Regions from separate parts of the Homo sapiens genome. Here region 1 is linked to region 2. A link is a loop called in an ENCODE intact Hi-C map of the cell type or tissue named here. Cell type or tissue: Calu3. All regions are shown on one strand. Links, peaks and the distances in the headings refer to the core of each region. The heading gives the core; the rest is flanking DNA. Region 1 has its middle 43 kb from the start of LINC02935. Region 2 overlaps LINC02935 (long intergenic non-protein coding RNA 2935).

Region 1 (15,108 bases), core at 5,552-9,551, 67 kb before region 2:
GGGGTGGGATTAGGGAGAGGCTATATTTTGGGGAAGGAGGCCACTAGTATAATGGGAAGAGAGTGGGTTTTGCCTGGGTTCAAATCCCAACCCCATGCTAGCTCTTGGCCTTGGGTGACAGTTGTCTTAGTTGTTAAGCGGAGAAGACTAAATGAGCTAATTGGGGTTAGATGCTTAGCACGACACCTGCCATCTAGGACATGTGCCTTCAACAGAAACTAGCAGCCAGAAGTGGTGGTGATAATGTGCGGCCATCTCAGCCAGCACCAAAGTGAGAGGCCAAAGGTTCAGAAAACTGTTCAGGAGGATGCATGTAGGCACACCCCCCAGAGCGAACCACTTTCTGGAGTCCTCAGCGCACTAGCTTCACCCCAGGGCTTTCCTAGGGGATACTAAAGACACTGCGGGACTCCTGGGATCTGCAGCTGTGACCCTCTCCCCAACTAGGCCCCCACCTCAGTGGAAGCAAAGGTAGTTTCCCAAAGGGCTAACAGGGTAAGTGACATTCTATCACAAGGTGTGGGTCCCAAAACCATTAGTGCATCATCCCATGTATGAAGGCTAGATGAGGGTGTTCTGGAAAACAACCGAATTGCTGTTCATCCATACTTAGTCTTTATATTTTAATAGGAGGCAAAGCCCTGAGTCCAGAGAAACTCTATTAATGTAGGCTTTCAGGCAGTTTGGATACAAAGAAATTACCCTTGATTGAGAGAAGAGGGGCGTTGGGAGCCACACCACCAAGATGGTGCAAGGGGCATTGGTCATGCAGCTGGCCAACATCAGAGCCCACTAGAGGACCCTCTTGCTGCCAGGGACCAGGGAAAGTGGGCGTCTGAATCTGGAGCTGTCATCACAAAATAGAAAGGTGGTGAAGAATTCATTCCAGCCCTGCCCATGGCAGTCACAGCCACTTTCAGAGGAGCAGCACCAGATGTGGGGTGCGGCACTCTATGGTGGGGGCAGTGGGAGCTCAGTCACCAGGGTTTGGCAGCATCCCCGGTGGCATCCACTGAGTAGGGTGTAGTTTCCAGGAACAGTCTTCTGCCCTCTTGATAATTCTATCGCTCCGCAATAGTCTTCCAATAAATCCCGTCTCTGCTAAACCAGTGGCTTGCCACTAGGAATCTGCTCTGATGCAGCCCACAAGCCCAAGGCCGGTGGAGGCAAGAGAATGATTACAAAAAGCAAGCAACATAGTTGATTTTAATTTCATGACATGGTTTCCAACAATTGGATACAGAAACAAGGAGTTCTTTTCTTTTTTTTTTTTCCTTTTTTTTTTTTTTTTTTTTTTTTTTTTTGAGACGGAGTCTCACCCTGTCTCCCAGGCTGGAGTGCAGTGGTGCAATCTCGGCTCACTGCAACCTCCGCCTCCCAGGTTCGCAGAAACAAGGAGTTCTTTAAAATGAGATGCCTGTTACCAGATGGAAAAGTGATAGGGTTTCCACAGTAGGGTTAGGATTAGGGAAATGTGGCTTACATATTCTCATGCTTTCATGAGACCTGCCCCACCCTGCTTCCCCCATCCTGGGGAGGCTGGAGAACTCATCTCTGATCACTCACCTTGGCTTCCCATTACAGCCAGGTGTTTACTAGCTCACATCAAAGTAGCCAGCCTGCCATGGGACACATTTCAGCTTGGCTGTGCCTTGCTTACAAGATCACATGAATCTCCTTATTTGAGATCCTGAGGTCCAAGGATGAGAACTGGTCCAGGTCAGCAGGCCTGGCTTCCAGCCCCAGCTCTGGGACTAACTGGCACTACTCTCCTCTCTGGGCCTCAGTTTTTCCCATCAATAAAATGAAAAGAACCAAGCTGTTTCTGTATAAAGGTCCTTCAGCTCCAAATTCTATGATGCTATTATTCTGATTATTTGGCAGTCTCCCTGTCATTGCTTCCTTTTCTGCACTCCGTGTAGGTGGATCACAGACATAACACAGAAAACGGGGAGCAAATGCAGCAAGCATCCACCTTTCATGTTTGGCAACATGGAGAATATCCATCTTGCAACCAAGTTCTGTTCCCTGCCCTTAAGGTGTTAATGGAACTGTAGCTGTCAGGGGGGTTGGTCATGAAAACAGAAGCCACTCTGGGTATTCCAAGTAGGAAGGGTTCCAATACAGGGAATTGGATACTTACACAATCACTGGAAAGGCTGGGGAAACAAAGGTCAGGCCAGCAGCTGCCAGAGACTGGTGATTTACGGGAGCTCACCCAGAAGCTGCAAAGAACCCAGCAGTCTCAGTGGTGGCTGCAGCCACCAACCTCAACAGCTGGAAGCACCAGAGCATGCGATTCTCAAGGCTTTGGGTTTTACCCATGGGTCAAGCTGCAGCTGCCCCCAGAGAATGACAGTGATTCTCCTTCTTCGCCTCCCAATTCTCCCAGCAGTGCCTCTCATTGGCTGACTCTAATGTGAAGCTGTACAGGGAAAGGGATTCTGGGAAATGCAGTTCCAGGCTTCTCCCCTGAGATGCAGACTGTAGAAGTGTGTGACCATGATGCTAAGGACAACATTCAGCAAAGCCACAAACCAGGAAGAGCAGAGAGATTTTATCTGAAGGGCCAGCTCCTGGTTCATTGGTAATGGCTGACCAGAGTACTGTGTGGAAAATAATTTTGAGGCTGTATATAGGATGAGCAGGAAAAGGTGGTACGACTGATTAGCAATGCCTGTCATGGGTGTGGAATTAATGTGAGGAATCGTATGCAACACACTTGCACTCCTGCTCTAAACTGATGATTGGAAAGTTCTCTAAAGTGACTGCTAACAGCGTTTATTTCTTTTGTCCCTGAGTCAAACATATACGTTGTAACCATCTATGTGTGGAGTTAACACCCATAAACCTGGTGCTCAAGAGGGACCTCAGAATTAGAGCAGCTAATGAAAAACAGGGCAGGAACATTGAGGAAGCCGTGGGGGTCTCCAGCCTCCTGGAACTCTGCTCTTCACAGTCCACACAGTCACGTTCCTCAAGGTCATCATGTGGTCAGCTCTTTCATAACCACCCCCAATCCCCTGTCCTTATCTCATTTCACTTCTAAGCTTCCAGGCCCAGCTCCTCCAGGCCTACCACGTGATCTTAGAGAAGCCTTCCCCCACCCCATCTCCAGTTAATTACTTCCCCTCTCTGTACCTTGGTTTCCTCATGGGCATATTTAGGAGTTGGGTTAGATCCATGGTTTGCAGACTGTGTGCCCAGGAGCCCTGGGGTGTTCAGGAGGAGGAAGGTTAGAGGAATGCCAAGGCATAGGGCTTTGAGAGGCATTATTTTATCTGTTTTAGATATTGTGCTTTGGCTTAAGATGTCATCTGAAAAAAAAGGGAAAAGGGTCTGCTGCTATAAATAAAAATTAAAGGCTCAAGAACCTCTGGATAAACAAAAGGCCCCCCTGGAGTCCTTCCAGATATACCATTCTCTGGTGCTGCTTGTTTTGTCTCCCTCTAAAACACCAGCTCTTCTTCTCTTTCCACTTCCTTTCCTCATTTCTTTTCCCATCCCCTGTCTTCCAAAGAAATGAGTTGCAAATCTCCATCTTAACTTCCAAACTTGAGTTGAGAACCAAACATGAAGCCTGGATCTTTTCATTATGAGAGGCTCTGAGGTCATGGAAAGGAGAAGGGGACGATAAAGCCAAGACGGAGTCTTGCTCTGTCGCCCTGGCTGGAGTCAGTGGTTCAATCTCGGCTCACTGCAATCTCCACCTCCCGGGTTGAAGCGATTCTCCTGCCTCAGCCTCCCGAGTAGCTGGGATTACAGGTGCCCACCACCACGCCCGGCTAATTTTCGTATTTTTAGTAGAGACGGAGTTTCACCATGTTGGTCTGGCTGGTCTTGAACTCCTGACCTCAGGTGATCCACGCATCTCAGTCTCCCAAAGTGCTAGGATTACAGGCGTGAGCCACCACGCCTGGCGTGTAATCCTTTTTTATAATTGAAAATCACATTGAACCATGGAAAATGTAGTTTGACATCCTAGAGTTGAGAGATATTCACCCTTTCCCTCCTCTTAACTGTGCAGCGCAAAATTTCGAGAAATGAGAACATGCTGCTTTGAGTTGTTGTTTTTAATGTCACTGCGATGACTGGACAGTTTTTATTATTGTTGGCAAGAAAAGGCAGGAGGAACCATTCACATAGGGTTTTCTGCTCAAAATGTACTTTGGAGTTCCATCTTGGGGAATAGGAACCCTTCTGTTCCTCTTCCCGCTGCAGTTTCACCGAGGTCCCACTGATGTCAACTCCAGAGGACTATGACCGTGTCAGCCGTAAAATATGTCGGTTCGGGAAGAGGACAAGTTCATTTTCATTATTCCCTGGCGGAGAGAAAGGGCAGAGTTGGTGTGAGGCCTGGGAGGGCGTGTTTGAAGAATGGTGGCCCGAGTCCACCATTCCACGCCTGCTCTGCGGGGTCCTCTGGCTGGGGTCTTGCCTGGACGTGGCAGAAACCCGCACCCAACGGCCTTTCTCTGCACAAGTTGGGGCAGGACGGCCAGGCAGACACAGAGCATGCACAGACCTCGCCTGCTGATTGGCTGAATCCTGGGGGCAGCACATTCTCCCATTGGCTGTTCCAGGTTGGCACAGGTGGCTGGAGAGGGCGGGGCTTGTGGTCCGCAAATCCACCTGTCTCACCTGTTCTCTGGTTCCCGAATTCCCCCACCAAGGAAGAGGGGCTGCCTGGACTTCATTAATGCCTGGCTCTAGAGAAATGCTTTCAGAACTAACTTGCGCAGCAGCGACCCTCTCCCCGGGAGGAAAAGTAACCCACAAACGGGAGAAGCGGTAGCTTCGTCTCTCCTGAGAGCTCCTTGGAGACAGATTTCAGGGCACTGAGGGCTGAGCTGGAGGAAAAGCCTCCGCGGGAGGAGGAGGAAAGTCAGAGCTGTTTCACTCAGGACGAGCCCCAGGTTCTCCCAAGGTGGAGCTGATGACCAAAAGACAAAAGTGGGGGGCCGGACATGGTGGCTCACGCCTGTAATCCCAGCACTTTGGGAGGCTGAGGCAGGCAGATCATTTGAGGTCAGGAATTCGAGACCAGCCTGGCCAACATGGTGAAACCCCGTCTCTGCTAAAAATACAAAAATTAGCCGGGCGTGGTGGCACGCACCTGTAATCCCAGCTACTTGGGAGGCTGAGGCAGGAGAATCACTTGAACCCGGGAGGCGGAGGTTGCAGTGAGCCAAGATCACACCACGACACGCCAGCCTGGGTGACAGAGCGAGGCTCTGTCTGAAAAGAAAAGAAGACAGAGGTGGGAATTTTGATGTCCTTTCTGGAGAAGAGAAGAGGGCTCGAGGCAGAGCCTGGCAGGATGGGAACTTGCGTAACAGATAGGAGAGTTTACTCCCAAAATAAGCGAGTCATCTTCCATCCTGTTCACCATTTATTTTGGGGGTCTTTCCCCAGGCACCAAGGCCTGAATCCTATTATCAGAACTTTCATGTTCTGTTGGATCTCCTCTTGAACTGCATTTCCCCTAAAAGGGGCATAAGAAGTCCCATCTTACAGAAATGGATACCTCATGGCCTTGGGAGTGGCTGATGTGTGCACAAGCTGGACAGGCGGGAGATTGGCACAAGCACGCACTGTTGATATTGGAACAGCACTGGCCAATAAAACTTTCCGTGATGATGTTCAATAGAACTAACTCGTGCTATGTAATAGTGTATGGCAACTGAGCATTTGAAATATGGCCAGTGGGCGGGATGTGGTGGCTCACGCCTGTAATCCCAGCACTTTGGGAGGCTGAGGCGGGCTGATCAACAGGTCAGGAGATCAAGACCATCCTGGCCAACATGGTGAAACCCCGTCTCTACTAAAAGTACAAAAAATTAGCTGGACATGGTGGCGGGCACCTGTAGTCCCAGCTACTCAAGAGGCTGAGGCAGGAAAATCGTGTGAACCCAGGAGGCGGAGCTTGCAGTGAGCCGAGATCGCGCCACTGCACTCCAGCCTGGGTGACAGAGCGAGACTCCGTCTCAAAAAAAAAAAAAAAAAGAAAAAAGAAATATGGCCAGTGGAACTAAGGAACTGGGTGTTTAATTTTAATAGCCAAATTGTCTACTGGCTACCATATTGAACAGCGGTGATTCTAGAAAGTCTAACTTGGAAGAGACCCAAGATATACTTTGGTTCAGGAAGTCTCACCAGGTGAAGACTCCAGGAGGAATGCAGCCCTGCCAATGCCTTGATTTAGACTTCTGACCTCCAGAACTGTAAGATAATAAGCCTGTATTGTATTAAGCCACTAGTTTTGGTAATTTGTTACAGTGGCAATGGATAGCTAACACAGCTACTGTTGGAAGGGTTGGCTCCTGCTGTCACCAGGATCCAAAGAATTGAGAGAAATGGATGACAGGAGCTTATTTCCTTCAAATTATGTTTGTTTCTTCTGTTGAACAGTGTCCTCCAGCTGCGGGGTCTCTCCTCCCTCAGTAAGTTTTTGACTGTTGTGTGGGATTCCTCTTTGGTAGTTGGAGCAGCCGCTAATCTCCCTTGGTGCTCTAGAGAGCTGACCATCACCCCCTATTTCCCTTTACCTTTTTCCCAAGAGGCCTCAGGCACTTCAAGCAGACCGAATTTCCTAGGATTTGTCTTAATACTCCAGAGTTCTCCTTTAACACCTAACTTTCCCACTCTCTTCTATGTCACCTCTTCCTTCTATCCCCTCAAAAGTCTGACAAGCAAAGCCAGAAACTCAAGCAAGAATGGGAATCAAATTTCTGTTTCCCATCAGGAGCAAGGAGGGTTGCCCTCTGATTCCCAGGATTACAAGAGCCACTGAATCACTCAACCTTTCCCTGTTTCTACAGTTTGAGCAGGCTCTAAAGGCTACATTCTACATGCAGCTCCTTCTTGCTGCCAAGAAAGAAGACCAGGCCCTGACTTCATCTAGAGATCCTCAGGGAACATTCTTTCCTAATCATCCTGAGAATCTTTCTGATCATCACAGCACCCACCATTCACCATGCCAAATGAGATAACTTAGTTATTCTCTCTTACAAACCCTATGCTTTTGTGTACCCTCATTTATTCATTCTACCATTGAACATTTCCCTAGAATCTCTTGGGTGCCAGACACTGTGCCTAGTTACTGAAGAAACATATCTCCTATCTGAGGCACCAGGCATATAAGTAAAGAAGAAACCATCTTGGACAGTCAAGCACACACCAGATAGAGCGGAAGAACCACCCAGCTAAGCCCAATCCAAAATGCTGAATCATGAGAAAAAAAATAATAAACTGTTGTTTTAGGCAACTAAGATTTGGGGGTAGTTTTTTACACAACAATAGCTAATTGAAACATTCCCAGACACAACCGCCATCATGAGACTTTAGGTCTTGTCTTTTTGTTTCAACAGGCTCTTCCCAGCTTCTTGGCCAGCTCTCCCAATCCCCTCCTTGTCAGTTGCTTGTAGTTCTGTAACTGGCAGCAGTGCTGGGATCACCTGCCCAACCAGTTCTTTGTGTGGCCAGGTGTAATTAATTAACTAGCCATTTCTGGGCCCCAGACTGGAGATGCCATTGGTCTTCAATCTCCTCCTTTGATGAGGAGCCCTTGAGCTGGACCCATTAAGGGATAGGCAACGATGACTAGGGCAATTCCAGACACAGAACCCCACCCCTGCTGTCAGTTACAGATGACCTGATGACACAGTCCCTGGCAAATGACCCTGGTCAGACCTTGGAGAGCAGAGAAACCTCAAGAGAGACTTCCAGCAAATGGGGAGTCTCATGAGAAACAACAGAAGTGATCATATTTAATATCACAGGCTGGAGACACAGATCATGGCAGTTACAGGAAACCATACGTTTTCTGTGGATAAGGTCTCCTGGCCTATTACCTTATTCAAGAAACAATTCAATTATTCAGTCCAGCAAACACTTGTTAATTCTTGATGACCACAACCAGAAAGGGAAGCCAGAGAAGCAAAAAAGTGATTATGATGCCTTTTGATAGTGTAGAAACAGAAGTACATACGGAGCCCAGAGACTGCCCTGAGGAGGAAGGGAATGATAATTTCTGGGGGTATTCAGGAAGGCCCCCAGGAGGAGGTGACCATTGAGATGGATTTTGAAGGGCAAATAGGAGTTCACTAGCCATAAAGGGTAGGGGGTCATCTTTCATGGTTGGTAGCCATGATTTGTGGGTGGGTCTACCTGGTTTAAAAACAGAGGAGCAAAGCCAACTTTCTACATGCAGTTCCCAACATGCACACATATTGATCTGATGGTGGGGTGAGGCCAGCTTCTGGACCCATGACCAACTTTGGAGGTCATGACACCCACTGAGGTCTTGGCAGGAAGCAGCCTTAGAAGGCACAAGTGCTGGTGGAATCGACCAGTTACAAAAGTTATCAACACTATGTGAGTTTTTGTACATGGTGTAGCAAGACAGAAGGAACCAAGGAAGAACAAATGGAAAACAACACATGCTAAGCTGTTCATCTGCAACTGTTAAGACTCCAAGTGGTGGCAGTGCCAGCTCAGAGCCCTCCACCTGCTGGAGATGTTTCTAAATTGTCTTCACACATGGGCATTCATCCCGCAGTGGGGCTCTCTCTGCCTGAGCCCTGAGGTAAGGTTACAAGTCCTGAAACCCCATTTGTGGAGACGACCCCTCTAGGGAGCTGGAGCCTGGGGCAACCTCGCTCCTTCCTCCACAGTGAAATAGACTGAACCTCCAGCACACTGACCAGCACAGGTCTTGAATGGTGACTCCTGGTCTAGGGCTGGTCCCTTCTTAGAAAACCCGCCTTTCGATGATGGAGGGCTCTGCCTGGGTATCCATTGGAGGGGGCAGCCCTGAGGAAGGAATTACCCCTCTGAAAAGAGCTAATGTCATTCTTGTCACTTTAAATTAACTCTAGCCAAGAGGGACTGACAGAAACATGGATCTGGGTGAACTATATTTGACTGATATTCTGTCAAATATTGCATGGGGTTGTGATCCGCAACTTTTCCCATCTGCTGCTCCAGTCTGAGTCGCTGAATGCACAATGGCATCATTACCATATTTTGTTCAGATTTCCCTCCATCGGATCAGAGCCTGTGAATGTGAAATGTGCCCACAGAAAAAGGCAGCCCTGGCGAGGTGGGTGCAAGGGCGAGGGTGTCCCTTAGTTCTTCCTAAGGGGAGAGCTGGGAAGGGGTAGGGCTCCCCCGGAAGGCGTCCCGGCCCTCACCCAGGAAGGTGCACATCCTGGAAACAAAAGAGGAAGGTGGTGGATCAGGAGTAAGGAGTGGGATTAAGATCACACAAACCTGCAGCCTTTAGAAACTAGCTTAATCCATTTTATAAAGAGTTGGGAGGGTTTTTCTCTCCGTGAATATAATACCTTGCACATCTGATCAGCGTTTTTCCCAGAACATTTCAAAGCTCTCTGCAAATACAGCAAAGTCTCCTTAGATTAGAGCACGGCCTATTATTACCTGGCTTTGGAGACACCCCAGGTCAGCGGGTCACCTGGGGCCTTCTGAAATAAGACAATTCCCTACAACAAAAAGCCTGGTGTGATGTGGTTTGTCTAACTAGTGGTTTTCGAACTATGTGAGTCATGGCACCTTTAAAGGAAAAAAAAAAAAAGAAACAGCCTGAAGCTCAATTTCTAATTCAGAACAAAGTGAAATTAGGTTAAAGTAAAGGGTAAAGAAGAGGGTGAGGGGGAGCAAAGAGAGGTCCACCTGACACCCCATTCACTAAACCCCCAAGACTCCCAAGACCACAATTTGAAGACTACTGTGGAGGTCACTCCTTCCCCAACCAGAAGCAGATTTTCTGTGAAGTTAATGAAACTTAAGTTTCTGCAGAGCACCTTCTGTTCCTAGGTACCTCTTCCAAGACTTGGAACTTAATTTTATTTCTCTTATTTTGTGTTGTTTTTAAAATGAGGGCCCCCCAAATCATATAAGTGTCACAAAAGACCAGCTACATAATTTGGGCAGCCAAGTGCAAAATAAAAACGTGGGGCCCTTTGTTCAAAAACAACTAAAACTTTGAAGATAGCAACACCAGCGCCTTCTTGGCACAGGGCCCTGTGCAACTGTGCAGGTGGCATGTCCATGAAGCCGACCCTGATTTCATGCCCTACGAAACCTGGATCTGCCCCTTTCCCCAACTTTCCAAAGAAATGCCAGTTGATTCAAATAAACCTCAGCCTCTCCTGAGAATTCTCTTATGCCCTAGTGTGTCAGATTAGTCCACCTTGCAGCACCTGAGACTGAAGCTCCTCCCAAGACAGAGGCGCATGTTTCCTTCCGAACTCTGCTTTCACATGGAAGATTGGCTTTAAGATGAAGGCCTGCATTTGCAAACAGAAACTATAGCAGACACATAAAATCCATTGTATTTTCAGGCATTCAGATTGGAGCAGAACTTAAGAGAGTGTGTGGGGTGATCCTAAAAGTCTCAGAGCATTTGACTGAATCATTTCAAGGTGCTCCTTCAGAGCCTGGGCCACATGCATTCCTTTTCTGGGTCGCCTGTGATATTAGGGCAATGATAATGATTGAAAACGTGTCTGTTGAGTAAACATAGCCTCTCTTCCAACTAGACAATGTGCTCATGGCACATTGACATGATATGTGTCATACTCATGGTAATTGACAAACCTTCATATGCTTCTTCCCCTGCCCAGAAAGATCTTTCTAGTACCTCCTTCAATCGAGATTCTGTCTACACGCTGAACCCCTGTGGAAGTGGCACCTTCAGGCAGCCCTGCCTTTGAGATGAAGTAGGCTGCTCTGTTTGGGAAGTAAGGGGTGCCCCTTCCTCAAGGGTGTTTGGGTTAAGGCTGGACATCAATTAGTGAGCACACCCAGCAAAGTCCACCCAGGAAAAAGAAACCAGAAAGTATTGAAAACAGAGGGATGTGAGCGCAGGAATTGGTTTTTGCAGGAGATGGAAGAGCTGAGAAGCCATACAGGGGCTTCTGAACTGAAGCTTCTGAACTAGGGAGACGCATTTGAACTTGAGAACTGTAGGGAACCTTTCCAGCTCAGGGAGGGGCACTTGGCAGGAACACTCTTTACTTTCCACCACACTTCATATGATAATGGCCGTAGGAAGACTGTTTCTCAACCTCAGTGAAATTACACTGAAAAATCTTTCCATTGAATATTTAATATCCCACCATGTTAATTTTTCTTTATAACTTAAGAGAATGTTGTGTTTTCTGACTTGCAGATTCACTTCCTTTTATGAGACAAAAGAAAAAAATAAAATGAAAATGAGAATTATATAACCAATCATGTTTCCTTTTTTGCCTTAGCTACCAGGAAGCTCTAAGCTAAATTTGAAACTTCCCAGATTTTTAATTATATACCATCCCATTTTATATTTCTTTAAATTCACAATTTTTAAGTTAATACTCTCATGGATTAAATATGTTATAATATAAGACACCTCAAATACTTCTGAGTAGATAAAGTATACTGTGGCTTCTTTTAAATTTTAGATGATTCCAATGATTCCTACACCTCTAATTCTTCCCCATGTTTGGTCCCTATCTGCTCCCCTTCCCCCACAAAACTTCCTAGTGATTTGTCATTTTCCCACGTTGAGAAAGCCACAGGCCCTCCCCACTTCTCCATGGCACTCTCTTGCTCTTAAATTATTGCTGTATCTCTTTCACTTCCCAATTCTCTGCCTTCTTTGGAGATTTCCTCTCCAGCAGGGCATGAACCCTTTCTAAGCAGTGCCAGCATCATGGGGCCCACTAAAGAGGAAGCCGCAAGTCTGGACAGAGAAGTGAAGGCTCCTGAGGTGGGGGTTGGCACGTGGGCATTATTGGCAGCCCTTCTGGGCTTTGGGTCACTGACCTGTGCCACTCACCTTTTGTGACCAATGGATGTCTATGGTGCATATCTGCTTCGCAGTGCAGTGTCCCCTCCTTTGCTCTTGGTAACAGCACCCCAGTTTTCCTCTGGGGATTGCTCCTCTCCCATTGCATTCAGTCTGGATAGGACTGTCTTTCTTGGTTTTGTTTTGTTTTGTTTGTTTGTTTGTTTTTTGAGACAGAGTCTTGCTCTGTCGCCAGGCTGGAGTGTGGTGGCACAATCTCAGCTCACTGCAACCTCCACCTCCCAGGTTCAAGCAATTCCTCTGCCTCAGCCTCCCGAGTAAGTGGGACTACAGGCACACACCACCACACCCAGCTAATTTTTTTTTAATTGTATTTTAGTAGAGATGGGGTTTCACCATGTTGACCAGGCTGGTCTCGAACTCCAGACCTCGTGATCCACCTGCCTTGGCTTCCCAAAGTGCTGGGATTACAGGCATGAGCCACCGCGCCCGGCCAGGGCTGTCTTTCAAAGTGCCATGTTCTCCTTGTCCAAGGTACAGCCAGGCAACCTGGCCAAATCCATAAGACTCACTCTTCCAGGGGGGTAAATTCTGAATGGGGTGACAAGTTAAAGCTCACTATTTCGCCTGCAATCTCCAGTGACCATGTCTGTGAGCTCCTACTACCTCCAACCCCAGAACTGCCCACATCCTTGTCCTTGCAAGACCTGCTTGCTCAGCTTTTTCTTGAGTCTTTAAGAATGAGTTTCTGTTGCTTGCAGCCATCAAACTCCAAGTGATGCAGGGTCTGATAGTGGGCAAGGTGTGTAGCCTCTTTGAGCCCTGGATTCTGCATTTATATACTGGAGATACCAGGACATACCTCATGAGGCGAGGGGCAAGGTGCTTAGTCCATCATGTGTGTTTCACAAATATTTCACCCTTTCTTCCTTGCCCTGCTGAACAAGTGACCTTCAAAAGGTAATGGACTGTACCCACATTCCACAGGTGGCCAGTGGCAAACATCGATGGTCAAGTCTCCTGAGACCTCGTGTTGTTCTTCAAGACCTCTCTGCTTTTCAAGCATTTCCTTGAGTCACACAGATGGGTGAGCAGTGTTTTATCCATTTCAATGGAGGAAAAGTGAAATTTCTTTAAAAATAAAAACAAAACTTGCCAAAAACTCATCATAAGGAACAAAAGCAACAGATTCTCCAGCTGTGGCCCTTTACCAAAAGCTCTGGCCCAAGCTTCTACACAGCAAAGCTGCTACACTCCGTGGACTCCTCTCTCCATCAGACTGCCACTGATTTTGTTTTAGAAGCATACGTAGGAAGAGCCTTGGCTTTGAGGGACCTGCTGCCTCCCCTGTGACTCTGTATTGGTAAGCACAGAAGATCCTCAGATCCTCCGAGAAGTTCTCAGCAGACATCCTCAGCTCCAGGCCTCCCTTCTTCTCCACCCTGCTCAGCATGAACCTAGAGCTGGAGGCAGCTAGCCATGTCTGGCTGCCTCCCTGGGTCCTCATATGATACTGAGCCAGGTCTCCAGGGAACACTGTTCACATGGACAGAGTCTGAACTCAGTAGTGATGCTCCTGAGTGGGTTCCACAGGAAACACACCGGCTATTCCAAAGGCCTGCTGGCCACAAAGCCTTCTAACAATAATAAGTACTAGCAGTATCACTGCTGTTTATTGCTTCCTGTCAGGTGGGAACTAAGTCCATTAGCCCAAGTTCAGTAGCCCTGTTTTACAAATGCAGAAACAGGCTTAGAACAATTAAGAAACTTGATCAAGACCACACAATTATTAAGGGATAGAGTCAAGAATTTCACTCAGGTCTCCCTGACTCCAAAGCCTGTGCTCTTAACCACTATAGATGTCTCTAATGCTTCGGAGGGGAGGCCACCATGACCCCCACTTACAGTCACCAGCTGGGCCCCGGCCGCCCAGAGATCATGCAGAGTGAACAGAACTGATTTCCAGCACTGCTGTTCCATGGCTGTGTGACTTTCGACCGTCTCATTTCCCCTCTGTTTCTCAGTTCCCTCTTATGAAAGATGGAGGACACTATACCTGCCATGCCTCAGTGGGACAAGATCATCTATAATGTTCTGCATGGAAGCACCATGAAAGGCATTACCAGCTTGAAGAAAACCAGTGTCTGGAATGAGGCGACACCAGTATGTAGGGAGAGCAATCGGGAAGCGATAAGAAGGAGATTCACTAGGGGTCTGCTGGGCCGCCTGCTGCAGAGAACGCCTCTAGAATCCTGCACTCCCGTCTTCCTTCCTGCAGCTCAAAGCTGGCCCACCCTGGAGATGGTACCAGCTGGGGCTCTCCTTCCGGGCCTCAGTGAGGGAGGGGAAGGAGCCAAGAATGGGTCAGTAACCACAGGATTCTTTGAGTTCACAGAGAGTCTGCCTGCTGTGGGCCTCCAAAGAGTTCTGCCAGTTCTTCCCAAGTCAGCTTGGGCTTAAAGTCCTTCCTGCACCAACTGGGAAGGAGCTGGAGAAGCTCCACCTGGGATGGGAAGCTCGACCTGGGATGGGAAGCTCGACCCGGGATGGGAAGCTCGACCCAGGATGGGAAGCCTACTTTGTGTTGAACTTCCTATTTTGTCACTCTCTGCAGGCCCAATGACCAGAGAATTTTCTCTGCCCTTTCTGGCAAGATTAGTGGCTTCCCCTCACCCACTCTACCCCCACCTCCTCATTACAGAACAAAGGAACCTGGCTTCTTCCCGCCAGTCCAGAGAGGGTTCCTAATTGGCTTTCCATTAAAGAGAAAATAGACTACTGTTTCCACCTCATTATTTATGAGCCTTTCTGGAAGTGCATTTCCATGCACTCTGGGATTACTCACGCCCATTTTGCTTGGCCATATTTTATGATCTGTTTTATTTATTCAGGGCCGCTATTGGGTACTCACATCTGAAACCAATTAAAAACCAAGAAATAGGAAAAATCAAATAAACACCTGGCGATGTCCAAACGCAAAGTCTTCCTGAAGCCTGCTTTTGGTGGGACTGGCATAGCCATGCCACCAATATAGGCCATTGGAAGTGGAGCTTGCTCTCCTAGCAATATTAGGTAACACGGCCACACAAAATGGCAGCCCACAGATGCACAGACCTCCTGCCCACAGAGCTTGGGCTGAAGTTGCCTGGTTCGTTGCTTCCCCTGAGGTCTCCCTGTGCAGGGCAGGGGTATTACTTATTCATTTTTGTATCCTCCTTTCAGCCTGGCACATAGTAGGAAATCAATAACTCTTTGCTCAGCCTTGTTCTCATAGACACCATGCTTGCTGTGAGTGC
Region 2 (15,108 bases), core at 6,673-10,672:
AGACAAGATGATGGTAGAAAGACTTTAGGCTCTGAAGGGTGCCTCCGTCCTCTTTGTAGGTTTGCCCTTAAACCCAGTGTGACTCGGTGCAAACCTCCATTTCAGGTCTGTTTTCCTTTCTTCCTTCCCTTTTGCTCATCCTCGTGCAGAGCCCAGGGTATTTTTGGTGTTTTGTTTTTTCACTTTCCCTCCTGCACTGTGTGACTGCGGCAGAATGTTCCGGGAACATCTAGTTAGAGATCACTTCGTGTGCTCCAAGGCCTGGGGACATGCTGTCCTCCTGGCCAGGCGGCCGCCAGGAACTGTTAATATGGCAGCAGCACTGGCCTCCCGGGGCTAAGGAGGCACTGAATGGGCCTGGCTCAGTCCCTCAGGACTACCCTGGAGGCTCTGTAGGCAGACCAGACACCAGGGTTACGTGGGGACTGCAAAACCCAGAGCAGGGGCCAAAGCTGAGATGAAGGCCAAAGCTCTGCCTTCAGATTCCACTTCTTCCCCAGCCAAAGTCAGCCCTGGGCTTCTCCTCAGCCTTCAGAAACAGCCACTGAGGCTCGACCAACTCTGGTGGCCTAGAACGTCTCAATCTGGTCCTCCTTGCAAGTGGCACTCTGCAGACCCACCAAGCTGGCATTCAGAGCTGCATTCCCAATAGAGACACCTCTCATCTCTTGATATTTCTAACCTGCCAGGCACTGTGCCAAGTACTTCCTATATAAGATTGCCAGATAAGGCTGGATGTGCTGGTTCATGCCTGTAATCCCAGCACTTTGGGAGGCCGAGGTGGGCGGATCACCTGAGGTCAGGAGTTCGAGACCAGCCTGACCAACGTGGAGAAACCGTGTCTCTACTAAAAAATAAAAATCAGCCGGGCATGGTGGCACATGCCTGTAATCCCAGCTACTCAGGAGACTGAGGCAGGAGAATCTCTGGAACCCAGGAAGTGGAGGTTACAGCGAACTGAGATAGCACCATTGCACTCCAGCCTGGGCAACAAGAGCGAGACTCTCTCTCAAAAAAAAAAAAAAAAACAGTTGCCAGATAAGATTCAGGACGTCCGTTCAATTTGATTTTTTTTAGTGTAAGCATGTCCCATGCAATATCATGTCCTGTGCAATATCTGGAACACACATAACTATAGCCAATCACTGTTACTAACACAGCTTTTTTTTCCTCCTTAAGAGGTAACTTAGTCACAGAGCTTCCAAGCAACGGAGCCAGGATTTGAACCCACAGAATTCTGACTCCAGAGTCTATGCTACAACCACTGTGCTATGTGGCCTCAAGGGTAGCCATATGTCATGATTAAGCCTGAAGTCTCTGAAGTCAGCCTGAAGTAACCGAACCTCTCTGCCTGAGTTTCCTCCTCTGTAATAGGGACAACAGTAGTGTCTGCCTCGAAGAGATGAGGACTGAATGAGTTCATACAGGTCGAGGACTTAGAACTATGCCTCTGACTTCTCATGCGTGGGATGCAGCGAAGTTAAGTTGGATCCACAGAGGTTTGGGTGAGAACTGGGATTAGTACCCAGAGGTACTCGTTTCCTGGTCCGATACTTACTGCCTTGTTAAAGGCACCATGAGCCAATACTTTTGTGGGGGCAGATGAGAAGGTACAAACTGCCTCTCAGTGAGGGGAAACAGGTCACATCTTTTCCGTCTCCCTTTTCCCCCTGGGCATGGGCTGTGTCTTTGTGTGTACAGAGCTAAAATTTTAAATTTGAAATAACCCACTGGGCACAGGCACAGCCAATCAGAAGGGACGCCGGCCATAGTGCTGGAGTGGGGTTCGGATGGTCCCTCCCCAGAACCCAAGTATTAAGCCCTGTGATACTCAGGAGGTCTAGGGGAAGCGGGGCCCAGGCGGAGGGGCCAGGGCAGGAAGGAACCCTCAGGGAGCTCAGAGCAGTGGTTCTTTGTTAATCAGGACAGACACATTTCCTTTATTTTATCTTTTTTTTTTTTTTTTTTTTTTTTTTTTTCTGACGCTGGGTCTCACTCTTGTCACCCAGGCTGGAATGCAGTGGCGTGATCATGGCTCACTGCAATCTTGACTTCCTGGATTCGGGTGATCCTCCCACCTCAGCCTCCCAAGTAGCTGGGACTATAGGCACATGCCACCATGCCTGGCTAGTTTTTTAAAAATTTTTTGCAGAGTTGGGATTTCACCATGTTGCCCAGGCTGGTCTGAAACTCCTGGGCTCAAGCAATCCACCCTCCTCGGCCTCCCAAAGTGCTGAGATTACAGGTGTAAACCACCACACCTGGCAAGAGAGGGACATTTCAATATCTTGACAGCCAGCACAGCCATAACCATATGTGTTGGTGAACTTCAGACCCACGTATCAAGCTTCAGGAAATAGACTGTCTCCATCCACTAGAGAAAGAAAGGTTGAGGGATAATGTGTTTGAGCCACGCTTGGTTGAATCCCCTCTCACTATGGAACAGTGTGGCAGTCATAACTGTCTGTCATTAAACAGTCAGATAGGCAGGGGTCAGTTCCTGTCAATCGTAACAGGACTTCGCTGTCAAAATCTGATAAAAGGCTGGGAGCAGTGGCTCATGCCTATAATTCCAACACTTTGGGAGGCCAACGTGGGTGGACTGCTTGAGCTTAGGAGTTTGAGACCAGCCAGGGCAACATAGGAAGACCTTGTCTCTACCAAAAAAAAAAAAAAAAAAAATCAGCCAGTGTGGTGGCACATGCCTGTTGTCCCAGCTACTTAGGAGGCTGAGGTGGGAGGATCACTTGAGCCCAGGAGATCGAGGCTGCAGTGAGCTGTGATTGAGCTGCTGCACTCCAGCCTGGGTGACAAAGGGAGACCCTGTCTCAAAAAAAAAAAATCTGATACCATATCGTTAGCCCACGTTATGGTGATTTCAACAGGAAGAATACTTCTAAAACGTTTTTAGAAAAAGCCCTAGACTGGACATCAGGGGGCTTAGATGCTAGTCCAGTTATGTTCCTAACTGTGAGACGTTGAACAAGCCATTCTCTTTTTTCTTTCTTTCTTTTTTTTTTTTTTTTTTTTTTTGAGACAGATTCTCCCTCTGTCACCCAGGTTGGAATGCAGTGGTGCAAACTTGACTCACTGCAGCCTTCGCCTCCCGGGTTCAAGCGATTCTCCTGCCTCAGCCTCCCGGGTTGCTGGGATTATAGGTGCCCACCACCATGCCTGGCTAATTTTTTGTATTTTTAGCAGAGAAGGGGTTTCACCACATTGGCCAGGCTGGTCTCAAACTCCTAACCTCAAGTGATCTGCCCACCTTGGCCTCCCAAAGTGCTGGGATTACAGGCATGAGCCACCATGCCCAGCTGAACAAGCCATTCTCTAATTTTGGTTTGTGAAAAGAAAGAACTGGGGAATGGATTAGTCATGACTCATTTCGTTGCAAATGATAGACAATCAACTCAAACAGGCTAAAGCCCAAAACTGGACGTATCTGTTCACATAACTGAAAAGTTCAGAGATTATATTAGTTTCAGGTGTAGCTGGATCCAGGGGCTCAAAGAAAGTTTCCATGATTTGGCCTCATCCTCACACTTTCACAGTCAGTTATGCCCACTTTATATGGTGACTCCAGTAGCTTAGCCCGACATTATCCTTACAGCTAGCACCATCAGAAATAGACCTCCTCTATTCAATAGGTCCATCCAAAATATTATCTTTGGACTGATAGGAGTCATGTGTCCATCCTAAATGAATCACTAAGGCTGGAGGGATAGAATATGCCCATTGTCCAGGTCTGGGTTACATGTCCACCCTTTGGAGCCAGGAGCAGGTTAGCCCCATCCAAAGATCTGAGAGTACAAGAGCATTGGTCTCCCAAAGATGAATCAGGGTGCTGTGAGACAAGGAAGAGAGAAAGGATGCTGATGCTGGGACGCCATGGCAGGTGTCTACCACAACTGGCTCTCAGGTGGCTCCTAGTTCTAAAAATCTGTAATTTTGGAGAATAAAGTTCTCTGCTTTCTGTCCTTTGGTAGCTTACAAAGAGGACAATGTGGGGCAGAAGATAGTGTTCTCTTTTTGATTATTTACGTTTCTTTTTTGTTGTTTTTAAAAATTTATTTATTTTTAGTAGAGATGAGGTCTCACTATGTGGCCCGGGCTGGTCTTGAACTCCTGGACTCAAACAGTCTTCCCACCTCAGCCTTCCAAAGTGCTGGGATTACAGACATGAGCCATCATGTCCAGCCTACTGTTTTCTTATCTCACCTGTTTTTCCACTGTTGTGTGCCCCCTTGGGAAGGGAGTAAAACAAAGCATTGACCTTGTAAAAAGTCAAAAAAGGCCCCTCTTCAGTAGCATGGATGGAAGACATTCTGCATCTTCCTTCCCAAACAGTGTGGGTCTCCAGGCAAAGAATTAATCATTATAAATGGTGGGGGGGACGCACAGCATCAGCATCTATTGCCATCTGAGCAGCCCACATTGTCACTCATAGAGCAACAACATTTGCTCTTCTCCCTTCCCAGAAGCATTTACCCTAAAGAATCCTCTGGTCCTTAAATCAAGCTCCAGGCTGATTTGTATGCTGTAATGGTGATACACACCATCTGGTTACAACCAGGTCCCAATGCCAAATGGTGAACTTGTCTGAGAAAGTGCAGTTTTGTGAACAACAGTAGAAGGAAAAATGTGAATAAAGGGCAGTTTGCTGAACAGAGGTTAAATACTTTCATACGGCTCAGCTAACCCAAAAACTTCCCTGAATTCTCATTTTAAAAAAAATAATAATCTGATTTTTTAACCTCATTAAATGCTGCACTTTGAGAAGCAAGACAAGGACTGAGTTGAAAATTGGCACCTGGTTCAGGTCACTGAGCTGTAATTCTGTCTTTGCCTTGCCTGGTTTCTCTGTAGGGGAGGGCTCTGCAGAGTGACAGGAAATTGGGCAGGGGTTGAGATTTCCTAGAGCCTCTTCGAAGCCTTTTCCTCTCCCAGCCCCAATCCACAAAGCTGATTCTAGTTCCTTCCTCCATAACTCTCCACTGTGCCCAGGCCCATTCCTTTCCCCCACTGCCTTTGGGGGACAGGCCGCCATGTCGGTTCTTGAATCCTGGCTAAAACATTGAGAAGTCCTGAAGCAGTCCTTCTTTGGAAGCCATTGGCTTCTTTGGAAGTCCTTCTTTGGAAGCCATTGGCTTCCTTTCTTTCTGTCCCTTCCTCGCTTTCTCCTTTCCCTTCTGTGCTTCTACTATCGTTTTCTTCTATATGTCTATTTTCTTCCTAATTTTAGCAGCAGTACTGAAAATTCTAATAAGAAAACTTAGAAGCAACTTTTTGGAAGTAGTAATGTAATATACAAAAGACCATTGAATTGTATGATTTAAATGGGTGAACTGTGTGATTATATAAATTATATCTTAATAATTGTGTTAAAAAAAAAGAAGAAAATGTGAGAACTACAAGTGGGTAGTATAGGTAATTGAAGATGCATTTACCTAGCAGTATTCATTCATAAGACTAAGGAATCACTCACTACCCACATCCAAAAACGGGCTAAGTTGATGGAGATGGAGCGGTACATTCACTCGACTTGGAGTCACAGCTGTTCTTTTTCTTCCCTTCTAGAGGCCAAAATGGCAGATGAGTTTGAGGTTACGGCCAAAACTGGAGATTCTGTGTACAGAGTGTATTTATGTGGGTGGGAGTCCTTCCATCGCCGCATAAAGTTTCATCTCCTAAGCATCGCAGCGTTTGTAGTCTCAGAGGTTAAATTCGACTAACAATGGCTTCCTTTTCTGAGAACGACTTGGTTAAAAGGTGTATGACTCATATTTGTCAGGGACAATTTGCTTTTATCTGACTTTTTTCCTCATTGACGTCACTTCCTCCTCCTTTCCTTTTCTCAGAGGTAGCGTTGGGATTTGGCAACATGAATACAGCAATTTACAGGGAAGTCACACGTAGTCTCCCGTTTGGCTCCGGTGGCCATGCTTAGAGCTACTCTAGGTTACCCTAGGCCTTCATACACCACCTGCCCCAACTCACACACTCTCAGCTCTGCATAGGAAATTCGCCACTTTATGGCTTCGCATAAAAGTGCCATTCTGAATAAACGCAGAAGCAATCAAATGCTCTAGAGTTGTTGGGCTTAAATATCAGTCATGCTTCATCGCAGGCATGCAGGACCTGTTCCTTGTATGATATCGTCATATAAAGATTAAGGACCTTAGGGGCATCTTAATGAGGTGATAATGAGGAAAAAATGTTCTGGTTTTGGGGGGGAGCTGTAGTCTTTACTTTCATGTTCAAAATGGGTTTAATCTGACATTGAACTCCTTGTTATGCAGTATTAAGGAAGAGTGGGGCGGGAAATGAAGATGGGTACTAAGGTAAGGGTGTGTGTGTGTGGGGGGGGTAGGTGTGTGTAGGTGTGTATGGGGGTGTGTGTGCGTGCACGGGTGTGTGTGTGTGTGTGTAGGTGTGTGTGTGTAGGTGTGTGTGGGGTGTGTGGGGGTGTGTATGTGTGTGTGAGGGGGTGTGTGTGGGTGTGTGTGGGGGTGTGTAGGTGTGTGTGAGGGGTGGGTGTGTGGGGGGTGTGGGGTTTTTGAGTGTGTGTGGATGTGGGTGTGTGTGGGTGTGTGTGTGTGAATGTGGGTGTGTGTGGGTGTGTGTGAATGTGTGTGTGTGTGGATGTGGGTGTGTGTAGGTGTGGGTGTGTGGCGGGTGTGTGTGTGTAGGCACACAGTGTGCTTGGGATTTTTTTTTGTTTTCAAGACAGGGTCTTGGTCTGTTGCCCAGGCTGGAGTGCAGTAGCATGATCTTGGCTCACTGCAACCTCTGCTTCCCAGGCTCAAACGATCCTCCTGCCTCAGTCCCCCCAGTAGCTGGGTCTATAGGCGCACACCACCACACCTGGCTAATTTTTTCTATTTTTGGTAAAGATGGGGTTTCATCATGTTGCCCAGGCTGGTCTTGAACTCCTGGGCTAAAGTGATCCACCCGCCTCACACTCCCAAAGTGTTAGGATTACAGGCGTGAGCCATTGCGCTGGGCTGGAACTTTCTTAATCTGCCTTTTATTGCTCTTGAACACCTGCCCATAATATGAGGCTCTCCCTTTTACAAGGACTACCCAAGTCCTAGGGCAGTAACTCCAAGGAGCTTCCTTCTCTAATATCCAGACCTCTTTATGTTCCCTTCCTCTGTATTTATGCCACTGTCTTTGCCGCATTGCACTATTATTGTTTTCACGTTATTTCCTAAGGTGCCCTTTGTTACTCTTGAAGACCTGCCATTATTTCAAAACCTTTTCTCTTTATATGAACCACTGTGGAGCAATAGGGTGAGGGAGCTTCCGACTTCGCCATACAGATGGTCTTTATTCTCCCTTCCTTCCTCCTTCTTTCTTTTCAGACAGTTGGAATAACCAGATAGTTGAGAACGTTCTTTGAAATGGGAAGTCACAAACTCTGTCCTTTGCTGAGTGACTTAACCCCTTTGGGGGAAAAAGATTTGTATAAAACCAAGGTGGCATTGTTATGACTATTGAATAACAATAGATGAGTTAAATCATTCATTCGTTTGTAACCTAAATATTCCCCTGGGGTTATGACAGGTTTCCTGTATATTTATGCGCAAAATTACATTTGCCCTGAATCTTCACCCCTTTGACTAAGAGGAGTCTAAAGTCTGTTTGTGTGTGATTCTCCTATTCCAAGAATTACAAAATGTTCTTAGTCATGTCCTCGTTTTTCTCCCTTGCCAGTTAATTCAGCCCACAATCAATTATCCGTCCATCCTTTCACCTATCTGTTCATCTGTCCATCCGTCTACTCATCCATTCATTCAACACATATTTATTGAGCATTTAAATGAGGCAGGTACTCAACTAGATGACTAGTGAGGGCTTTGGTGGTGAGTCTGAATATCTGCCCTCTGGGAGAATAGACAAAGAAGTAGACAAACATTACAATATGTGTTAAGTCCAGTACAGAGTGGACTGGGCACACAGAGAAGGGACAGCTGGCCAGAGTTAGGGACTCAGAAAAAGTACCCCTAAAGAAATGCTATCTAAGACCCAAGGGATAAGAAAAAGCAGGGAGGAGGCAGGGCGCAGTGGCTCACGCCTGTAATTCCAGCACTTTGGGAGGCTGAGGTGGTGGATCACTTGAGGTCAGGAGTTTGAGACCACCCTGCCCAGTATGGTGAAACCCCGTCTCTACTAAAAATACAAAAAATAGCGAGGCATAGTGGTGCATGCCTATAATCCCAGCTACTTGGGAGGCTGAGGCACGAGAATCGCTTGAACCAGACAGGTGGAGGTTGCAGTGGGCCAAGATCGTACCACTGCACTCCAGCCTGGGCTATAGGGCAAGACTCCGTCTCTCAAAGAAAGAAAAAAGAAAAGAAAAGAAAAGAAAAGAAAAAGCAGAGGGCAGGAGAGAAGGACTTTTTTTCTGAAAAATATCCAATGATGTATCTACTACTTTCCTAAGCAAACTAATTCATCTTGCTGATTCCCTGAGCCTCTCACATAATGATGGATTTTCATGTAGAAAGAGCAGAGATTTGGATTTAGTAGCTCAGGACAATTTTGCTTAAATTTTTCTGGGTGGAGGTTGCCTCATTTGTAATATGTGCAAGGTAATAATTCCTAACCTACAGAGTTGTTAGAAGAATTAGGTGTGTTACAGGCAAAGCCCCCAGCACATGAGAGACCTTCACATATGGTAGATCTTATTACCATGAAAAGCAAAAAAATATATCAGTGGTTCCTAAGGGTGAGGGTGGGGGAGGGCTAGTGGGGTGGGGACTCCCAGGAAGCTCTTTAAAAAAAAAAAAAAGTAAGGACAAATAAACAAACACACCCATGCTCCGTCGCGGGAGGTTCTGAGTCACTAGGTCTGGGGTGGGTCTCTAACATGTGAGCTCCGTAGGTGATTCTGATCTTAGCCCCGTAGGTGATTCTGGTCTTAGCCACGGTTGGGAAGTGCCGCTGTACCCTGCAAAGGCAAGGATCTATTTTCATTCATAGAGCTGCCATTTTAAGTACATTAAAACCACAACTAAAAGCACAGTAACCATGATTTAAAGTAACTATTAAACAGAGTTGGAAGGGCATGCTGATGGTCAGTAACCACCCTCCCTGGGTAATTGAGAAGGGACTTATGAATCAGTGAAAGTGGAACTGCAGAATTTCTCAGGCTCTTAGAAATGAGGCCTGTAAAAATGTCTGGCTGGAGTCAGAGTGGAATTTAGCTGTCATATTTCTCTTGACTGACCACTGTAACCCTTTGGTAATTGATCTAGTAAATTAGTAACTCATATCACACACAGCTTAAGCTTTCTAGAGTTCATGATTGCTTGCTGAAAATAGACATCTGGCCATAGAATTTCCAGCATAACTAGTAAAGAAAAATTCAGACAGACATTTGCTCGTGAAAAGTCTCAATATTTCAACCCACAGTCTGAAATTTCAGTTGTTCAGGGTGGAATTCTTGAGTATGTTTGTAAATGTTCCCCGAATGGAGAGTGTTCAAGCTGTTTGTCTCTTAGTCACTCGCTCACTGTAAGACAACACAACAGAGTTGACGTTTGAATTTGCCTAGAGCTTCAAGACAGTCACTATCTATGAATTGCTGGAAAAAAAAATCTCAGGAATAAGCAAGATTTGGTCTTCAGAGGTGGTTGTTTTAGAGATAGGATAAGAGGAGACTAAATATTCTTGGTTTGTCCTGAATCATGTCAGCAAAGAAAAAGCCTGGTATATAACTCTTTCCGAATATTACCCAAGGAACTTCCCAGAGAATCACCAGCCAGAGCTTATTAAACCAACCTGCAGGTTCCTGGGCACTCTTCCAACCTTTCTGTGTTTCTGGGGGTGAGGGCCAAGGCTCCCAGGTGATTTTTATAGTCATGACCACCTTATGAGAAGGTAAAAAATGAGGGTGGGCACTATGGCTCATGCCTGTAATTCCAGCACTTCGTGAGGCTGAGGCAGGAGGATTACTTGAGCCCAGGAGTTCGAAACCAGCCTGGGCAACAAAGCAAAACACCATCTCTCAAAAAAAAAGAAGAAGAAGAAGAAGAAGAAGAAAATTAGCCGGGCATGGTGGTGCATGCCTGTGGTCCCAGCTAATTGGGAGGCAGTGGTGGGAGGATACCTTGAGCCCAGGAGTTAGAGGCTACAGTGAGGCATGATCATGCCACTGAACTCCAGCCTGGGCAACAGAGTGAGACCCTGTCTCCAAAAAAAAAAAAAAAAAAAAAAAGTAAATAAATAAAAAGAGGGTGATAATGTATTTTTACTACACTTATTTTGCCACAATGGAATTTTATGTCTGCGCTTAGATTTTTTTTTAAAAAAAGAGTAAATTAAGAGCATGAGACTTGGAGTCACCCATTTCTGCTTTCTGTTCCTTTGCTAATTCTTTTTTTTTTTTTTTTGAGATGGGGTCTCACTCTGTTGCCCAGGCTGGAGTACAGTGACATGATCACAGCTCACTGTAGCCTCAAACTCCTGGGCTCAAGTGATTCTCCTGCCTCAGCCTCCCAAGTAGCTGGGATTACAGGTACACACCCACACCCAGCTAATTGTATTATTTTTTGTAGAGAGCGGGGTCTGTTGTCCAGGCTGGTCTCAAACTCTTGGGCTCATGTGATCCTTTCCCCTTGGCCTCCCAAAGTGCTGGGATTACAGGCATGAGCCACCATGCCCGGCACCCCCTTTACCCATTTTGAACTTTAGTTGCCTTCTCCATAAATGGCACTGATAAGGGGAGTTATCCTTCCCCCAACATTTCCTTAAAGACCAAATGAAAAAAAATGGGTATGAAAATACTTTGTAAACTAAAAATACACAGTTCTATCATTATAGTCATTTTATATATGAAGAATCTACAGTTTAGGATTCCCAGCTGACATTATTCCTGGAAAAATGTTAACCAGCCTCCTTAATTTGGCTGTTTTTACTTTTATTCAAAGAGAGGAGGGTGTTTCCATACACAATGAGCCATCTAGCCGTAAGCATAAATAAGGCAGTTCAGATGTTGCAAAGGAGACAGGGGTCATTAAGTCCTTAACATATCAATCCAGAATTGCATAATGCAAATCTAGAGCAGCTACCAAGGAACAGGAGAGGCTTAATGTGTTCCCCAAAGCGCATTATGTTATTCTACATCTAGGAAAGTGCTTAAGTCAGAGCTTTCTCCAACCAAAGCAATGTCCACTATCTGTGACGGCTTGCCTGCAGAGTTTTTTGTTGTTTTGTTTGTTTGTTTGTTTTTTGCCTGTTTCATGAAAAAAAAAAAAAAAAACTGGCTGTAGAACAAGCCAGCTTGATGCATTTTGTGACAGATCTCTGCTAATATTCTAATCTCTCAGGCCCCAGACATGAGTCCTCAAAAGAGATGGAAAGACTTTGTCCTAAATGTAGTTGATATATAAGAACCTTCCATTATTCGCCTTACCTTACCCATCTGAGCTTCAGTCTAAGAAAGGAGGTTGTCTCCTTCACAAGATGCATTCATTGGCATTTTCAATTGACAGAGATTGAGTAATGCATTAAGTAGTCCTGTATACAGCTGTTGATACTTAATCACCTGAGATCTCTTCAGTACTATTTATCTGGCATAATCTGATAGGTGCCCGTCCAATTATTTGCTTTGAATAGATCTATTTCTCAGGCTTAGGGGAAATAGCCATTGATGGTAGAACTCTTACAAGCCCCTACCTAGCCTCAGTAGCAAACAAGGAAAGGCTGGTGGAGAAGAGAGAACAGGAAGAGAGAAGTAGGACCCATGGCTTAGCCTCTATGGGAGATGAAATGACTCTCTGGACTGGAAAGAGGCCTTGCATTCATTCTGCTCATCCACTCATTCATTCATTTCATTCATCTGCTCAACAATATTTACTGCATGCCCCTCTGTGCCAGGCAGTGTCGTGGGCACAGGGGCTCTGTGCCCTCCTCAGATGAAAGTCACTTAGCACATTGCCATAACCTGGGTTTATAGCCATAGTATTTACAAGTTGGGGAAGTTTTCCTCTTGCTTTGTTTGGGAGGACAAAGAACTATAAGAAATACTGGGTTAAAGCAAAGGGGAGAAAATCCAGTTCCACCTGGCTCCTCCCTGAATGGGCTCCCACCCCTTTCTGGGGTAGGTGGAGCAGTCAGAGCCCCTAACCACTGGCTTGGAAAGAAAAATCCTGAAGTCATTTGATCCAGCTCTAAGAGGTGCATTCTACCAGGAACTAGAAGGCACCTTCCAGGGAGTTAACCCTTTTGATCGCAAGTACAAAATGCAAGACCTTCAAGGCACTAAGAGGATGCAATATATGAACTTGGAAAAGATGATGATGATGAAATGACAATGATGTGATGATGATGATGACAATGATGACGATAAATAGCTCCCATTTATTGAGCTTTTACTGGGTATCAGGTACTGAGCTATGTGCTTTATGTATTATTTCATTGCATCTTCACAACAGTATGAGGTAGATACACTGATTATCTTTATTTTACAGATAAGAAAGTTGAGTGTAAGAAAAGTTAGGAATTTTGTCCAAAGACACACAACTACTAGATGTCAGAGCTGGGCCAGTGTCTGTTTATCTTCCTTCTCTGTTCCTTTGATTCTGTTTGGGATTATAAAATAATGGGGGCTCACTTCTATGTAAAAAGTCCCATGTGGCTCCTATTCTATTTTGTATGTGTGTCTGTTGATCGAGGAGTTGTTTGCCTGGCATAGATGGCCCCTCTGATCTGATTCGACTTTCTTGGTCTTGGAAGTCCTCTGTTTTCATTTACTGTCTAGTAAGATGGGGAGGGGCACAAAAGAAATGTCAGTGTGAGGTTGCCTTTGGCCAGAGTCTTGAGGCCATCCAAGAACCAGCTACCTCTTTAGCCCCGAAGACCTAAGGACCGAAGATCCCGAAGAAGTAAGTGACATGGAGGAAAGAACAGATGATAACAAACGAGGAGACACAGGAAACACACCAGAGCCAAGGAGAGAGTGGAAATGGTCCTGAGTACGAGCACTACTCCTTTTGACATTCCTCAGTGGTGACCAAGCTTTGCTCTTTTAGAGCGGGAGGATCAGCTCTGTGGCTGAATCAGGCTGGGGACAGAAGTGAGTAATGCCTCCATAGGTTAAAACAAAACAAAACAAAATGATGACTCCTGATGAGGTTTTCGGGAGTTGCAGAACATGGCACAAACCTGGAATCAATGTCTTACTTTCTTTGAAAGGACGGTGTCCACCTGGATGTTTGCACATGGTTGTCTCTGTTCACAAATCTAACACAAGCTTTCCATGGTCCATCCTGTTTGAGGTGGAATGCAGTGTTTGCATCCTCAGTACCTGTTCAATATCTGGGACTGAGCAGACACTCCATAAATGTGTGCAGTTTATTTTATTTTGAGACAGAGTCTCATTCTGTCACCCAGGCTGGAGTGAGGTAGTGCAATTATGGCTCACTGCAGCCTTGACCTCCCAGGCTCAAGCAATCCTCCCACCTCAGCCTCTTGAGTAGTTAGGACTTCAGGCATACACCCAGCTAATATTTTAAAATTATTATTATTTTTTGCAGAGACAGCATCTCTCTATGTTGCCCAGGCTGGTTTTGAACTCCTGGGCTCAAGTGATCCTCCTGCCTTGGCCTCCCAAATTGCTGGGATTACAGGCCACTGCATCTGGCCATGTGTGTGGTTTAAATGAAGAGCATAGCACTTCTCTTTGGCAGAGACTGAGCTGAGGAGATAACAGAGCAGAACACAGGAGTACCTGTAGGGCAGGTGGCAATGGCCAGGCCACTGATTAGGCAGGTGGAGAAAGACTAAGTGGATGGTGTCTGTTGGAAAGTCCAATAGTATAGAAAAAAGTGTCAATGCAGAGACCACAGGTCTAGAGAATGAAGCCAGACTGTGAGCCTGAGGTCAAAGCAGGGAGCAGGCCAGAGATGGTGCTTGGGTGTCAAGGAAGGGCCCAAGCATTACAGTGTAGTGAGAAAAGTCTAGGCTTTGGAGTTAGGCAAACTGAGATTGAATTTTGCCTCTGCTTACTGGCCTCTCTGAGCTTTGGTTTAGTCTTTCCTAGCTGCAAAGTAGAGATAATAAAACCTACTAATTCTGGTTATGTATTGCTGTGTAACTATGTATCTCAAAATTTAATGACTTAAAACAACAGCCATGGTTTTATTTTATTTTGTTTTGTTTTGTTTTGTTTTTGAGATGGGGTATTGCTTTGTTGCCCAGGCTGGTCTCAAACTCCTGGGCTCAAAGCCATTATTTCTATATCTCACAATTCTAGGCAGGGCTCGCCTGGGAGATTCTTCCGTTCCATGTAGTATCAACGGATGTCACTTAGTGGTATTCAGCAGGCTGAGAGGCTGCTCTGGAGGGTTCAAGAGGGCATCACTCACAAGTCTGGAGCCTTAGTAGGGATGACTGGCAAGCTGGGCTCAGCTGGTACTGTCAATCAGCACACCTACACCATGACTACGTGGCATGGTGGTATTAAGGTAGCTGAACTTCCTATGTGACTCCAGAAAGCAAGGAGAAAGCAGCACAGTTTTGTTTTTTTTGTTTTGTTTTGTTTTTGTTTGTTTGTTTGTTTTGAGACAGAGTCTTGTTGTGTCACCCAGGCTGGAGTGTAATGGCATGATCTCGGCTCACTGCAACCTCCACCTCCCAGGTTCAAGTGATTCTTCTGCCTCAGCCTCCTGAGTAGTTGGAATTACAGATGCTTACCACCACGCCCGGCTAATTTTTGTATTTTTTAATAGAGACGGAGTTTCACCATGTTGACCAGGCTGGTCTCGAACTCCCAACCTCAGGTGATCCACCTGCCTCAGCCTCCCAAAGTGTGGGGCTTACAGGCGTGAGCCACTGTGCCCAGCTAGGCACAGCTTTTTATGAGCGAGCCTCTCACTGGACTCTGTTGGTGGATATATACACAGGACCAACGGGATCCAAGCAGAAGGGACATAAGCCCTACCTCTTGATGGAAAAAGCATTAAAGAATTTGCAGCCATGTTTTAAAATTGCTACACTGTCTTGTGACGATTGAGTAGACAGCGTTTAGCACAATGTCTGGCATGCAGTAGGTGCTCACAATGTTAGCATCTTTTCCTCATCTTATACCCGCAAGGAGAAGAA

What was found. Hi-C counts contacts between places; a loop is a spot of excess contacts. Peaks named below come from ENCODE experiments on the same cell type or tissue, not always from the same donor. Only the 100,000 strongest peaks of a DNase experiment are listed, where the experiment ranks them.
Region 1: it touches region 2 in a loop (1.8-fold over the local background); 2 of 110 quality-filtered maps call a loop at or near these places.

The regions. Positions count from the first base shown.
Region 1 is chr10:112,840,777-112,855,884 of GRCh38, forward strand. It overlaps a transcript of VTI1A not described here. Among named protein-coding and RNA genes, the nearest start is that of LINC02935, 43 kb to the right of the region's middle. In Calu3, for the core only: no CTCF peak of the experiment used is centred there; a DNase peak (open chromatin) is centred at 7,465.
Region 2 is chr10:112,906,847-112,921,954 of GRCh38, forward strand. The region is part of intron 2 of LINC02935 (long intergenic non-protein coding RNA 2935); the gene reads left to right. Among named protein-coding and RNA genes, the nearest start is that of LINC02935, 23 kb to the left of the region's middle. RefSeq lists an enhancer at 6,215-6,715 and a silencer at 8,761-8,961. In Calu3, for the core only: no CTCF peak of the experiment used is centred there; a DNase peak (open chromatin) is centred at 8,855.